Linked DNA regions of Homo sapiens: region 1 is linked to region 2. A link is a contact called in ENCODE Hi-C or POLR2A ChIA-PET data. All regions are on one chromosome and are shown on one strand. The core of a region is the stretch at or near the end of the contact, and the rest is flanking DNA. Distances in the headings are between cores, read along the strand shown.

Evidence for each region. Hi-C counts contacts between places; a loop is a spot of excess contacts on that map. ChIA-PET counts read pairs that join two places held with the same protein, here RNA polymerase II (POLR2A). Pooled maps may share reads with other maps.
Region 1: a loop to region 2 is called in a pooled map, with 4 times the contacts of the local background. The contact joins two enhancer-like sites. A Hi-C loop is called at or near these places in 1 of 168 maps with a recorded cell type or tissue (naive thymus-derived CD4-positive, alpha-beta T cell) and 14 of 50 pooled maps. POLR2A ChIA-PET finds 5 or more read pairs at or near these places in 1 of 52 experiments (OCI-LY7).

The regions. Positions count from the first base shown.
Region 1 is chr4:109,978,930-109,981,757 of GRCh38, forward strand. EGF (epidermal growth factor) reads left to right here. Exons shown (of 24, transcript NM_001963.6): 14 at 1,043-1,210; 15 at 1,897-2,046. Among named protein-coding and RNA genes, the nearest start is that of EGF, 67 kb to the left of the region's middle. RefSeq lists an enhancer at 910-2,109. Within about 2 kb of position 1,527, at least 2 of the 41 ENCODE cell types and tissues checked have a DNase peak (open chromatin) inside an H3K27ac peak, as active enhancers do.
Region 2 is chr4:108,829,047-108,832,094 of GRCh38, forward strand. All of the region lies in intron 32 of COL25A1 (collagen type XXV alpha 1 chain), which reads right to left. Among named protein-coding and RNA genes, the nearest start is that of ETNPPL, 68 kb to the left of the region's middle. Within about 2 kb of position 1,730, at least 2 of the 41 ENCODE cell types and tissues checked have a DNase peak (open chromatin) inside an H3K27ac peak, as active enhancers do.

The DNA.
Region 1 (2,828 bases), core at 277-2,776, 1.1 Mb after region 2:
GTCAAATCCATTGTTCGTTTACAAAAAGAGTGGTCTGTGGGAATGTGAGTAGCCTTGATTAAAACATCCAACTTCAGCCTCCTTAGCTTTAGTCTCTAACCACCTGAGATAGAACGTTAAAACATTCCCTTGCGTATTCAATACTTGCATGCCTTCTCAGAGCAGTTCCAGTGGCACAGAGAGGTAGGTTTGGTGAAGGTGGGCTCAGAAAGATGCCCACTTACTGTTAGTAGGAGGCATGAAAATGGAGGCAGCTGATAATAAATGACTCTTTCAAAAATGTGGCTAAAAAGGGAAGGAAAGAGACAAGGAGGAGCTAGAGGGGTCACGGGGATGAGGAAATGAAGATGGGAGAGAGGTTATAGTAGACAGAGGGAACAAAGCTAGTGGAATGAAGAGAGGGAAGATGTAAGAGAAAGGGGGTGGTCGTTGATGGATCCAGGCCCTAGAGAAGGCAGGAAGGGTGACATCAGGGGCACAGGTCAATATTAAATAAGGAGAGAGGGGAAAGAAGGTGGGGGACTAATGCAGGCAAATGTGTTGGTGGAGATGGGAATGTGGGGAGACTCTTATACAATTACCTCAAATTTTGAAAAATCCTTACAAGAACTTGTGAATTTGATCTACCCCTTATTACTGCTGCTCAAAAGAGTAGGAACCTAAGGCAAAGAGTGGTAAGATAAGTTACTCGAGTTTAGTCTATAAGTAGCGACAGATGTACTAAACAAGGAAAATTCCACCTTTCTCCTTCATGGGGCTAGGACGACAATCAGCCCACATTCTCCCACTCTGCAACTGCTGGGTGATAGTGGGCCTTGCTGGGACCTCATGCCACTATGCTCCCATTCTAAGGTGACGTTCCCTCCTCATGTGGGCTTTCCTTGAGGCAGGTGTGTGAGTCGGTGGCTCACTCATAACTTGCTGAGTAGCTAAAGAGCTGATTTAGTGTAGGAATGTTGTGTAAATTTCAAGCCTTGTCCTTTCGTAAATAGTCATTGCAAAGACAAAGAAGGTGTATTTAACAAACTTGAATTGTTTCCAGGTCACCCATTTGCTGTAGCAGTGTTTGAGGATTATGTGTGGTTCTCAGATTGGGCTATGCCATCAGTAATGAGAGTAAACAAGAGGACTGGCAAAGATAGAGTACGTCTCCAAGGCAGCATGCTGAAGCCCTCATCACTGGTTGTGGTTCATCCATTGGCAAAACCAGGTACATACTGGAGATGTTACACAGTCTTTCCTTGGCTGGAATCTGCAACTGTTTTAATTGTTTGATGTCATGCAGTTGGCGGGGGGGTGGAGGGGATTTTGTAACTTTCACTAACTGTGTAGATGTTAAGATTTTCTAAGATTTAAGTTTGTTTAAGACAATCTGGTAGTTTGGTAATTGGGGCTTTATCCCTCCAATTTCACCTCTTTTCTTGAACAACTTTTACTTACCTGCTGCATTTCGAAGAGCCTTGGGTTAAGGCAGGCAATTTAGACACCGGCAGTGGAAGCTTCTGTCGACACTTGGACCTTTCCATACCCCTGAGGAGTGAGCAAATGGAAAAGGCATTTCACATTTTATAGTAGCTCTTCTTTCTGAATTGCTCTTTGTCAGTTTGACTAGATGATGAGTCAGGAAATAAGAATCACATTTGACTAAAGAGCTTCTTGAAAAAAGTGCTGGCTATACCCAGTACTAATAAGGTAATAACATTCTGGGCTTATCTTAGAATCAGTGGCTCCTTGGGGGAACTCTTCTGAAATAGCTATTGATATACCCTCTATTTAGATACACTGCATTTCTCTCCCTAAAAGCTATAGCTCCCTAAAAGCAAGCTGTAGACTTGCATTAATGGCATCCTTTTCATCTTCAAACCCACTTGTGAATTTGTTTCTTTTCTCTACTAGGAGCAGATCCCTGCTTATATCAAAACGGAGGCTGTGAACATATTTGCAAAAAGAGGCTTGGAACTGCTTGGTGTTCGTGTCGTGAAGGTTTTATGAAAGCCTCAGATGGGAAAACGTGTCTGGCTCTGGATGGTCATCAGCTGTTGGCAGGTAATATAATAAATTATGTGGCAAATTACCTAACGTTGGCTCAGAAATACAGCTGTACATCAATCTTTATGCTTTTGCTGATTTTGAATATTTTGGATGTTAAAAGTTCTCCTGTTTTTAGGAATGCTAAGAATTTGTTTGTTTATTTGTTCTCTTCTGCTGAGTTTTGAGTTCCTTATTACAGGCAAAATTCAATTGACCTCTAGTGGTAACAGTCTTAAGCTCCAAGCCCTCCACCTCCCCATTTATAGTGGAGTGGGTCCCAGGCTTGGAAATAAATGCCAAAATGCTATCACCTCACAAAAATGTTCAGCGATATTTTGTTTAGAAGTTTTATGTCCTCAATTTTAGAGGTAGTAGTATATGATCTCTTATCACATGACAGGTCTTAATAAGAAAATCAAAGTCCTTTATAAAAAATAACTTCAGGATATCAGACAAATGTGGGAAATCCAGCCTGAGAAGGCTTGTGATGTACTTTTTTACAAACTAGATATGACTTTGAGGAAGAGGAAGAGTAAACCAAGTGTGAGGTATAACCAGTAGTACTTATTTGCCTCCCTTGAATGTGCACCCAAACAATCTGGGCATCTGTGGATTCATCCCTTGATATCTTTCTAGCAGAAATATACCAAAGATAATTTACATTTTATTAAATTTTTTAAAAATTTATATTTATCTGGTAGGCATGGTGTAAATATAAGTAAAGTAACAGATTGATGAAAAATAAACAAAAGTTATGCAATGAAAAAAAGAGGCTAGTTTCAGCTCACAATTCAAAA
Region 2 (3,048 bases), core at 480-2,979:
ACGGTTATTACCAAAGCAGAAGCAATTGCACTCAGCACAGTGGCCAGATTTTAAATGAAACATTAAACATTTTTTTAAGAAGGGAATTTCCTTAATTTGTTAAGAGACATCTATAAAAAATATCTACAGCATATTTCTTAATAGTGAAATATCAAAAACAGTCCCTTTAAGAATGGAGCAAAGGACGGGCGCAGTGGCTTATGCCTTGCACTTTAGGAGTTCAAGGCAGGAGGATCATTTGAGGCCAGGAGTTTGAGACCAGCCTGGGGAACAAGGTGAGACCCTATCTCTAAAAAAACAACCAAACAAAATAACTAGTAAGGTGTGTATGTGTAAGTGTGTATCTATCTATCTATCTATCTATCTATCTATCTATCTATCTATCTATCATCTATCTATCTGTGTGTGTGTGTGTGCGCCCACACACGCACGTGTAGTGGGAGGTGAGAGTTTTAAGGGAGGAGCCACATAAACTGGACTATGTCTAGTTTGAAATAACTGAAATAACTCCACAGATTAGGGTGGGTCTAATTGGAAAAATCTCCATAGATTATTTTGATATAACCATTCCCTTCTCACTTGAGAATCTTGGCTTTGTCTTATTCTTAAAACAAATATACTATGGCTTATTTGAATAAAGCTGTCACTAAAACAGCTGTCTGTGAAACTACTCTTCTAGAACAGCCCACCCCCAAAAATTACTTAAGCTATTAACGACAATTCCATTTCTCTTGCCAGTGACTGCCTCAGAAATGGACAGCTGACCCAGTTCTGGCAAATGAGGTGTCAGGGGCATCAGCCGGGAAGCTCTGGGGAAGGTTCCTCTCTGCTCAGGAAGAGACATGAGGTAGTCTCTCTGTTCTCTGCCAGTGTCTCACCAGAGAGGATGCTTGGACCACTGTGCCCAGCTTGTCCGTGGTCAGAAGACAATGCCAACATGTGGAAAAGGGCTCCCAAGCAAAACCTAGAGTCCTCCTTTGAATATTTTCTTATATAAAATAATGTATTTCTTTATTGTGTAAGCCATTTTGAATTTGTCACTTAGAGCCAAAAAGCATTCTAATGATTCGAGCTTGAAAACTTTTAGGAATGAAATATTAACACGGGGATTTGAATGTACAACTCCTTTTCCTGGATTAAGCAATTCCAAAAGTATTTTTCAACCTCTCAAGCTTAACACATTTATAGAGTTCCAAAGCCAAATGAAGAAATCAGCTAAGGTAGGGAGGATCAGATGCTTGCAGAGTGGAATATTGATGCTGTCAATCATACACTTGAAAATGTTTGAATAACATTGGCTGTCAAATGTGTGGTTTCTTTTAGGTTGTTCTAATTTCATTCGGGTTCTTTAATTTGCACATCAACACTGAGGCATTATCCTAGAACACCTCCCTTTGCCGATTCTGACTTCTTTAAAATTTGAAACTTTTTCAGGAGAGTCCAGATGGCGCCTCTATCAATTAACTCTGAGAATCACACTCCAGTTTAGCACTTCCAGTGAGGGGCACTTGGAGAGTACTGATATATGATCCAGTTAAGATAGTTAACATGCTGAGTAAATACAAGAGTAACACTTTACGCTGCACACCATTTGACTGAAACTATGCCTTCAAAATTCTTAGCAATTTCATTTGCTCTTCTGGTTAATTCTGCTCCAGCACTGAGACCTGATACTCTTGTGACATTGTGGAGCTATCGGAAGTAGCAGCTGATTTACCACACGGTAAACCCTCTTGAGCCCCAGGGCATTCTGCCAAAACACTGCCTGAGATTTGCTGCTCCATTTTTAGTACATGGGCTGGGTTTCTTCATACAATGCTTGAAAGCCAATCTGCATCAGCAGCGTTGAGGCTTTTAGCTTTTAAATATTTTTAATTAAGATGATCTTCAGAAGTCATTGGTTTGATCTTAGAAATATGACAATTGCACATTCAGATTACATGTTCCCTTAGAACTCATCTCTTTCTACAAGCATTCTTGGATAAAGCCAATCTTCATCACTGTACAGCTTGTACTATTTGTATTATTTTGGCCTCATTCTCTGGTTATTTCCTTCATGCATTTTTTTTTCTCTGCAATTAGATTGTAAACTCTTCTAGGTCAGGAAGAATAGCTGTTTTTTTTGCAGCATTCAGTATATATTAATAAATATTAATAAAAATATTAATAAAAGACCAAGAGATAATTAATCAATTATAATGGTATTATTCAATGTACTGAAGCAAATTAGCAAAATAGGCTTTACCTAAGTGGGAGGAGAGTTTCCATTTCACACTAGTAATACCATGCTTTGCACATAGTAGCATTTGGTAAATATTTCCTGAATGAATGAGATCACTCTACAGAACACAGAATTATGGAATTGGAAGGTATGTTAAAGAAATGACTACTGGCCCTCTTTTTTTAAAGCAAATTATCTCAGACTGATGAAAATCTATCTAGTTTTTAAAAGACCACAAACTTGCACAGTGAATCATTCCGACATTTTGAAGACTTCACTATTAAAATACTTTCTTTATATCCTCTCCTGGATGGTAGGGAAATTGATGACATAATTCCACTCAGACACACAAAAATAATTCTAAGATTTCCAAGGTGAGGAAAAGAAATAGTGGGAGAAAAACAGAAAGAGAGAGAGGGGGAGAGAGAGAGAGAGAGAGAGAGAGAGAGCGCATGCATGAGAGGGAGAAGAGAGAAGAAAGTTCCAGACAGATGACCATTTATCTTCCATTCTGAATGTCTTTTTTCCCCCAAAAGATATGGAAACATGGCCTAGCAATAGAGAGGTTAGTGAAAGGTTTTCATTTTATAATGCACTGAAATTATTTCCTTATGGTTAAAGAAAAACAGCCTATCCTTTAGCTTTAAAAAAGGGGGAGCATTTGTAACTGTGCAGAAAAGAATACTTAGGTTTCATTATTTCCTTTGGAAAAAAGTTATAACCTGCTCTGAATGAGTACAGTAGCTTTATATAAAAGATTATCAACCAGAATACATACTCCGGAAATTTTAGCTCCATTGACTTCGACTTTCTGGATAAAGGCCAAA